Linked DNA regions of Homo sapiens: region 1 is linked to region 2. Evidence: chromatin contacts called from ENCODE Hi-C or POLR2A ChIA-PET data. All regions are on one chromosome and are shown on one strand. Each heading gives the region's core, a stretch centred on a gene start or an enhancer-like site at or near the end of the contact. The rest is flanking DNA. Distances are from core to core; before and after follow the strand shown. Region 1 has its middle 27 kb from the start of SHISAL2A. Region 2 overlaps TUT4 (terminal uridylyl transferase 4).

Region 1 (3,422 bases), core at 906-3,405, 240 kb before region 2:
GACGGAGTCTTGCTCTGTCACCCAGGCTGGAGTGCAGTGGCGCAATCTCAGATCACCGCAACCTCCTCCTCCTGGGTTCAAGCGATTCTCCTGCCTCAGCCTCCCGAGTAGCTGGGATTACAGGCACCTGCCACCATGCCTGGCTAATTTTTTGTATTTTTAGTAGAGACGGGGTTTCACCATGTTGACCAGGCTGGTCTGGAACTCCTGACCTCAGGTTATCCGCCCTCCTTGGCCTCCCAAAGTGCTGGGATTATAGCTGTGAGCCACCATGCCCGGCCGTATTCTATTCTAAGGGCTTGTCACAGTGGTGGGCCCACAGTGTGTCTTCAGTCAACTCTCTCAGAGTGGGTCATCTGCTCTGGGTGGCCTTGATCCTGTGAGGGATGGAGAAGGTATGCAAGGAGCCCTTCACACCCCTGTGAGTGTTCCACACACGAGACTTCCCAGGTGGGACCCAGGGTTCTGGGACCGAGCAAGGCATGGAGCTCTCCTGGGCTGTGGCCTGCAGCCTGGCTTTGGCTGTCTTGTGCCCTGGCCCCTGAGCCAACAGGCACAGATCAGGAGGAGCAGTGTCATGAGTCAGTCAGGCAGTAGAATGGCCTCCCCCTGACCGGAGGACAGATGTCTAGGGCCCAAGTCATTTCTTGTGGATACATGAGACATCACTGTCCTTTAGACTTCTGAAGGATCTGCAACCAAAGGGCCCCAAAGGCAGAGATCCTGAATGGCAAATTTCACTTCAATGTTACAGAGAACAGGAAGCAAGTGCTCACAAAAGGTGTTGTCGAGTTCCTTTCCATGCTTGAAACCCTTTCCTGTGGCTCCCTTTTGCCCTCGGGATAAAGACCAAGCCCCTTAATATGGCAAAGGCTTCAGGACTTGGCTCGTCTACCCTTCCAGCTTCATCTTTCACCATTCCCACCTTGTGTCTACCCAAACTGAACTACTTATTGTTACCTGAAAGAACCATATGGTCTCTCTTAGCCATAGGTCTTCATGTATGCTGTTCCTTCTGCCTTAAATGCTGTTCCTCATCTTGTACCAGAAACCTCCTTTCACCTGTCAGTGGGTCCTTTAAACTTAATCCAGTTATTGCTTACTCCAGGAGGCCTTCCCAAAGTCTTTGGCTAGATTAGGGATCTTTTGTAAATGCCTGTAGCAATGAGCTTCTTGAAGATAGGGATCGGGACCTCATTTAGCCAAGATTCTGGCAGAAAATCATTGTCAATCAATGTTGAATGGACAAACAAATGTGAACGTCTGAGAAAAAAACACCTAGCAGGATAGCTGTAAAGGGGAGTGGAATGTTCTAACGTTTCCAAGTTCCAAGATTCAACATTCTCTAATTCTGGGCTGAAGATTCACTCCCCTCCATCCGAAGCCCACTCTCCAGCTAGCTCCTCCGCCCTGTGCCCTCTGAGTGTTTGTTCTCAGGCAGGCACACACACATGTTCTGAACATAACCGGGAAAGCAATTTACAAGAAATAATTGCCGGTCGATGTGTGCTTGGGAACAGCGGTGAGCTCAGACTATTTCTGTCTGCGTATCAGCCCACCCAGCATCCTCCCACTGCGGCTGCCCTGGGGGAGGGGCTCCTATCACACAGGGTGGGCAGTTTGTTTCTAATGCAGGACCCAGACTAGCCAACCCCAGTGACAGCCGGCTCTGAGCCTTGATTGAATTCAAAGGAGAGGAGCTGTTGGGGGGCAGGGAGGGGCTTTATGAGGCCTAGGATGTGTAGGTCAGCAAAAGCAGCATGTACATTCCCTTTCTCCAACTGTTGGGGAAATTCTACCAGGTCTTCAGGGCCTTGCTCAGTGTGCGGTCTCCCCCACATCTCTCTGGCTCGGAGTCCTCAAAGCTTGTTTTTGTTCTTGCAGAGGCTGTTGTGCTCAAAGGGTGGTCTCAGACCAGCATCATCAGCATCACCTGGAATTTGTTAGAAATGCAAATTCTGGGGACTTACTCCTGACCTACTGAGTCAGACACTGGGGTAGGAGGCCAGCATTCTGTGTTTTAACAAGCCCTCCACACAGCTGATTCTGATGCAGCCTCGAGTTTGAGAACCACTGCCTTAGGCCGCGGATGACCACTTTAGCGTTTGGAATGCACACAGCATCTCCCCCTTCTGACTGCTAGCAGCCTAAAGGCAAGGGCATTATCAGATTCTTTCCTGAAACCTCCCAGTCTCCCTTGAAAGTGTTCAGAGAAAAGTTGGATTTTTCTGATGAGGATACCAAGGACAGAGAAGGAATTCGTCCTGTGAAGGGTCGCACAGAGCGTCAGGGACTAAACATCCCAATATCACCCAGCCCCACCACATATATACAAGTACCCTAAGCTCTTTCTATAACAAATAACTTGCAGGTCCTGGGCCACACTGGCTCGCTCTCACTATTGTGAACAAGCTGTATTCTGACCATAATGTTTTCTGTTCCTGTCTCACCTGGAAACTTTGAGTCATCTTTGATGATTCAGCTCAGACATCATTTCTTCCTCCCTAAAGCCCCATGAAGGGCCACCACTGGGCCTCCTGGCCATTTGTGTGCCTGCCTTGTCCTCCATGTGAGCCCCTTGAGGGTGAGAACTGTCTGATTCCTCTTGTTTGTGGCAACCTGCACAGGTCCTAGAATAGAATGGATACCACTAAGTGTGCAGTAAATGGACAAGGGTGCTGGGTTTTAAGTGCTGAAAATAGGCTGGGTGCAGTGGCTCACACCTGTAATCCCAACACGTTCAAGGCTAGCCTAGGCAACATAGCAACCACCCGTCTCGATAAAAAAAAAATTTAAAAATTAGCTGGACACAGTGGCACGCACCTGTAGTCACAGTTGCTTGGGAGGCTGAGGCAGAAGGATTGCTTGTGTCAGGAGTTTGAGGTTGCAGTGAGCTATGATCTCCACTGCACTCCAGCCTGGTGACAGAATGAGACTGTCTCAAAAAAAAAATGCTGAAATAAAAGAGCACACACACACACACACACACCACCACCACCACCACCACCAACAACAACAAATGAAGCAAGACCAGAACCAAAATCTCTTGACTTCCAGCCTAGAACACTTCTGTGGGTGACTCACCCTGTCTTGCCACCCCATCATGTACCCTTTGGCTGGCCTCAGGCACAGGTATCTAAGAGTGACTCTTTCACTGTTGCCAAATCCAGCAGCAGGTCATGTCACTGTCTGAAATGTCAAGAGCTGCTTTTGGTGGCTGCTGAGCTGCGTCTCCACAGTCCTTGTCTTGCATTCCGAAGGCGAAGCCTAAAAGCCATCGCCAAAGTTAGGAGAGCAGCCAGGAGGGAGGGCTGACAGTCAGCATCTTGCCCTAAGATTCCTTTGCGATCAGATTAATAATAAGACATGTTAAAAATAATAATAATAGCTAACACATAGTGCTTTCCATTTGCCAACACTTT
Region 2 (3,671 bases), core at 265-2,764:
GAACATGCACCGCGTCCCCATTTCCCCCTTGTCCCAGCTTCGTGGCCTTATGGTTTGCATCAAAACTTCATGCATCAGGGAAATGCCCGATTCCAGCCCAACAAACCTTTCTATACTCAAGGTACCACTGCTTACAAATTAGTTAACAGGCTTGGGTGGGTTTTATTCTGGGATAGAGAGCCTTAGTGAAGGCCAGGATCTGGGAGTGAAAATTCATGAATTCAGTAAACATTTACTGAGAAATTATACTGTGTGTCAGATGGTGCTAGGTGCTTGTAAAACAAAATCTCCATTACTTGATGCACACTTTATTAGGAAAGCCAGACATGTTAAATAGAAAAGGAGTTTAGATGAATCAGTTAACATTGCCCTAGCAAATCCAAACAGGATGTGGATTTAAGATTATTACATCACAAGATTTTGACAGTTGAGCTAGATCTTGAAAGAGATGCAGGAATTTTTTTTTTGCCTAGAGATGAGAGAGGAGGAGGAGTATGCTTAGCTGAGGGATTAATATATGCAGTCACTGAGTTTTGCCTGGCATAATGAAAAAGAGTAGAAAATATTAGGGCTAGAGGACGGAGGTATATGGGAAAGATGGTGATAAGGCTAGAGAGGGTAGGCTTAGACCATATTATGGAGTTTGGACTTGGTTTACTGAGCATTGGGGACCTAATTAAAGGTTTTTAGTGGAACGAAGACATAATCATATTTGTTTAGTAAACGTAGGACTTGAATGACCTTAAAATTTATTATGTTCTGCTGGTGCTATTGTAGTACTAATAATGGCTTTGACTGGGTAATGAATATTACAAACAAAGAATTCCTAGAAACTTGGAGCATTTTATCTAACCTACTTGCCTCAGAGGTATTTGTTCTTATAGGCATTGTCTGAGTCTGGCCTTCAGCTCTTTGTTAACTTAGTTCAGAACACTTGGGTCAGAGTCAGTATAGTTAAACTAGGAGTTCAAGAAGTTAAAACAGGCACTCAGGAAATGCTGATTGAATGAAATGATAACTTAAAGGGGAAGTGCCTGGTATGGTCTCAGGCTTGTTATATTTAAGCCTTCTTAAACCACCCATATACTACTGGGGCATCCCTGTATTGTAGAGTGGCAGAGCCTTGACTGTGGTTGAGCTCTTCTCTTGAGCAAAGAACTGGGGCTGAAGGAAGTTACTATTAGTCATAAGCCCTTTTAGGAGGGGAGAGTCTGCAACTCTTTTCTAGTGGGTTTTTTCCCTTTGATTCCTCCTCTCCATCTTTCGTGTCCTCTCCTTTTTTCACATACAGGTATTTCCTTCCCTTCTTCATTTTTCTCCCCACCCTCTCAAATGTTTTGCAGCATGCTTTATCACCTCCTATTATATAAATAGAAAAAAAGAAAGCTAACTACAAGTTAATTCTAAGGTGTTGTCAGATAAACAGGCACAAGCCTTTCAGTTTCCTGTCTGTGTTGTATCCAACAGACAGATGTGCCACCCGTCGGTGTAGAGAGCGTTGTCCCCACCCACCAAGAGGAAACGTGTCGGAGTAATGCGAGTCCATTTTCTTTCAGCTGGTCTACCGATGCACAGCAACCAGCCAATCCTGCTGTCTCAAGGGTATCCGTACCTCAATGTCAGTTACATTCAGCAGAAAAAGTGACATTTAATGGAAAGCAAAACAAATCAGGTCCTGATTTAAAATTTTAACACGTTTAGATAGCTTATTTAAATTCTAAGACTGTTTTTACAGACTGTATTATTTGTATATAAATATGAACTATAGTTTTTACTAGTATCACCAAATTGAGTGATACAAATTTCATCTATTTTATTACCCTATTTTTAAGGGAATTTTATGTTTTGTTTAACCTTGATGAATTGTATAAAGAGAGAATTTAAAAAATTACATTCTTTATTTTCTATTAGCTGTATTCATACTTTGGTTGCTTCAGACTTTATATATTGTTCTTAAAAGTTAGGAAAGAATTTCATGTGTTTTAAATTGTCACTTCTATTCTTTACAGAACCTTGTAGTGCCAAAAACTTTTTAAAAGGTAAAAAAATAAAATAAAATTACAACATGAAGATTCAGATTTTTTTTCTTTTCCATACTTGTATATTGAACATTCAAACTTGAATGGAAAGTTGATTTTGTCTGTATTTGAAGTACTTCTATTTTAAGTTAATAAATCTTTTTGACAAGAGTTAAATTTGGTTAATCTGTTGTATAGATGATGGAAATATTACGTAACAAGATTTCTTTTAATTTCAGTGAATAGAGCATTCTAAATCACAGATTTTAGTTTTAGAGATTCAAGTAACATTTCATATCCTTTATTTGGTTGGATGTTCACAACACCCATATGAGGTTGATAGAAGCGGAAGCCATTTCCATTTTATCTTTGAAAATAAAAACTGAAATGCAAAGCAGTCAGTAAATTCCAAAAAGCAAACAATGCTGGAGTCTGAATTGAAAAGTATTTGGAAAGAGAATTTTAAAACACTGAGACTAATATTGGCAATTAGAGTGGAGGGAAGATTACTTTTTTTTTTTTTTTTTTTTGAGATAGAGTCTGTCTGTCACCCAGGCTGCAGTGCTGTAGTATGATCTCGGCTCACTGCAACCTCTGTCTTCTGGGTTTGAGCGATTCTCCTGCCTCAGCCTCCCGAGTAGCTGGGATTACAGGCATGCACCACCACACTTGGCCAATTTTTGTATTTTTAGTAGTGGCGGGGTTTCATCATGTTGGTCAGGCTGGTCTCGAATTCCTGACCTCAGGTGATCCACCTGCCTTGGCCTCCCAAAGTGCTGGGATTACAGGCGTTGAGCCACTGCACCCAGCCCAGACTGTATTCATTTTGAGTCCTATACTTCCACCTGGAAAGCACACTTGCCAAGATGATAATTATTTACCAGTAATACTTGGAATTAATTATTATTGGGTATTGGAATTCAGACTCGAGTTGTTGGTGGCATAATGTTTTAGCTGTTTTAGCAGTGAGGTGAGGTAATTTTCTCTAACCCCTTAATTAGTCCGTCCAGTTGCCTGGGATTTTAGGCTAAATGATGCTATATATCTATTTGGAAAGGTGCAGAATAAGTAGATAAAAATGTAAGGACAGTGGGTTATCTTTGCTGCGCTTCCTCTGATATACATTACTTAAATAGGAGACTGCTTGGGCCCTTGCCATATTTTGCAACATGGAAGATATTTGAAACCTATTGCAGGAGGTTGAGGGTATTCATGCTGTATTTACAGCCCTGAGTTAAATATATTTACTATTTTTTTTACCTAACCTGAGTTAGGTATATTTACTATTTTTTCTTATTAAAGCGTCAGCATCTTTCAGAATCCTATTAAGTGGTGGACTTAAATCATTTATTAACAAGATACCTGACCCAACTATGCATTCATGTTAAAATGACTTGGAGCATTCAAGATTTAAATTAACATTCAATACTTCATGTCCTTCCACATCTTGGAGAACAGGTAATGACGTATACAGGGGTGTTTATTATTCTCTTTACTTTTGTACATACAGTAGGCCCTCCATATCCATGGGTTTTGCATCTATGGATTCAACCAACCACGGATTGCAGATATTAAAAAAAACTGTGTCTGTACTGAACTTGTACAGTTTGTTATTATTCCCTAAACAATACAGTATAACAACTTTTCCCACAG

What was found. Hi-C counts contacts between places; a loop is a spot of excess contacts on that map. ChIA-PET counts read pairs that join two places held with the same protein, here RNA polymerase II (POLR2A). Pooled maps may share reads with other maps.
Region 1: a loop to region 2 is called in a map of Panc1, with 3 times the contacts of the local background. The contact joins two enhancer-like sites. A Hi-C loop is called at or near these places in 1 of 168 maps with a recorded cell type or tissue (Panc1), 2 of 37 single-sample maps with no recorded cell type and 8 of 50 pooled maps. POLR2A ChIA-PET finds 5 or more read pairs at or near these places in 9 of 52 experiments (GM12878, H1, MCF 10A and 6 more).

The regions. Positions count from the first base shown.
Region 1 is chr1:52,658,609-52,662,030 of GRCh38, reverse strand. It overlaps a transcript of SHISAL2A not described here. Among named protein-coding and RNA genes, the nearest start is that of SHISAL2A, 27 kb to the right of the region's middle. Within about 2 kb of position 2,155, at least 4 of the 41 ENCODE cell types and tissues checked have a DNase peak (open chromatin) inside an H3K27ac peak, as active enhancers do.
Region 2 is chr1:52,421,799-52,425,469 of GRCh38, reverse strand. TUT4 (terminal uridylyl transferase 4) reads left to right here. Exons shown (of 30, transcript NM_001009881.3): 29 at 1-121; 30 at 1,468-2,195. The coding sequence ends at 1,535. Among named protein-coding and RNA genes, the nearest start is that of PRPF38A, 19 kb to the right of the region's middle. RefSeq lists an enhancer at 1,541-1,590. Within about 2 kb of position 1,514, at least 5 of the 41 ENCODE cell types and tissues checked have a DNase peak (open chromatin) inside an H3K27ac peak, as active enhancers do.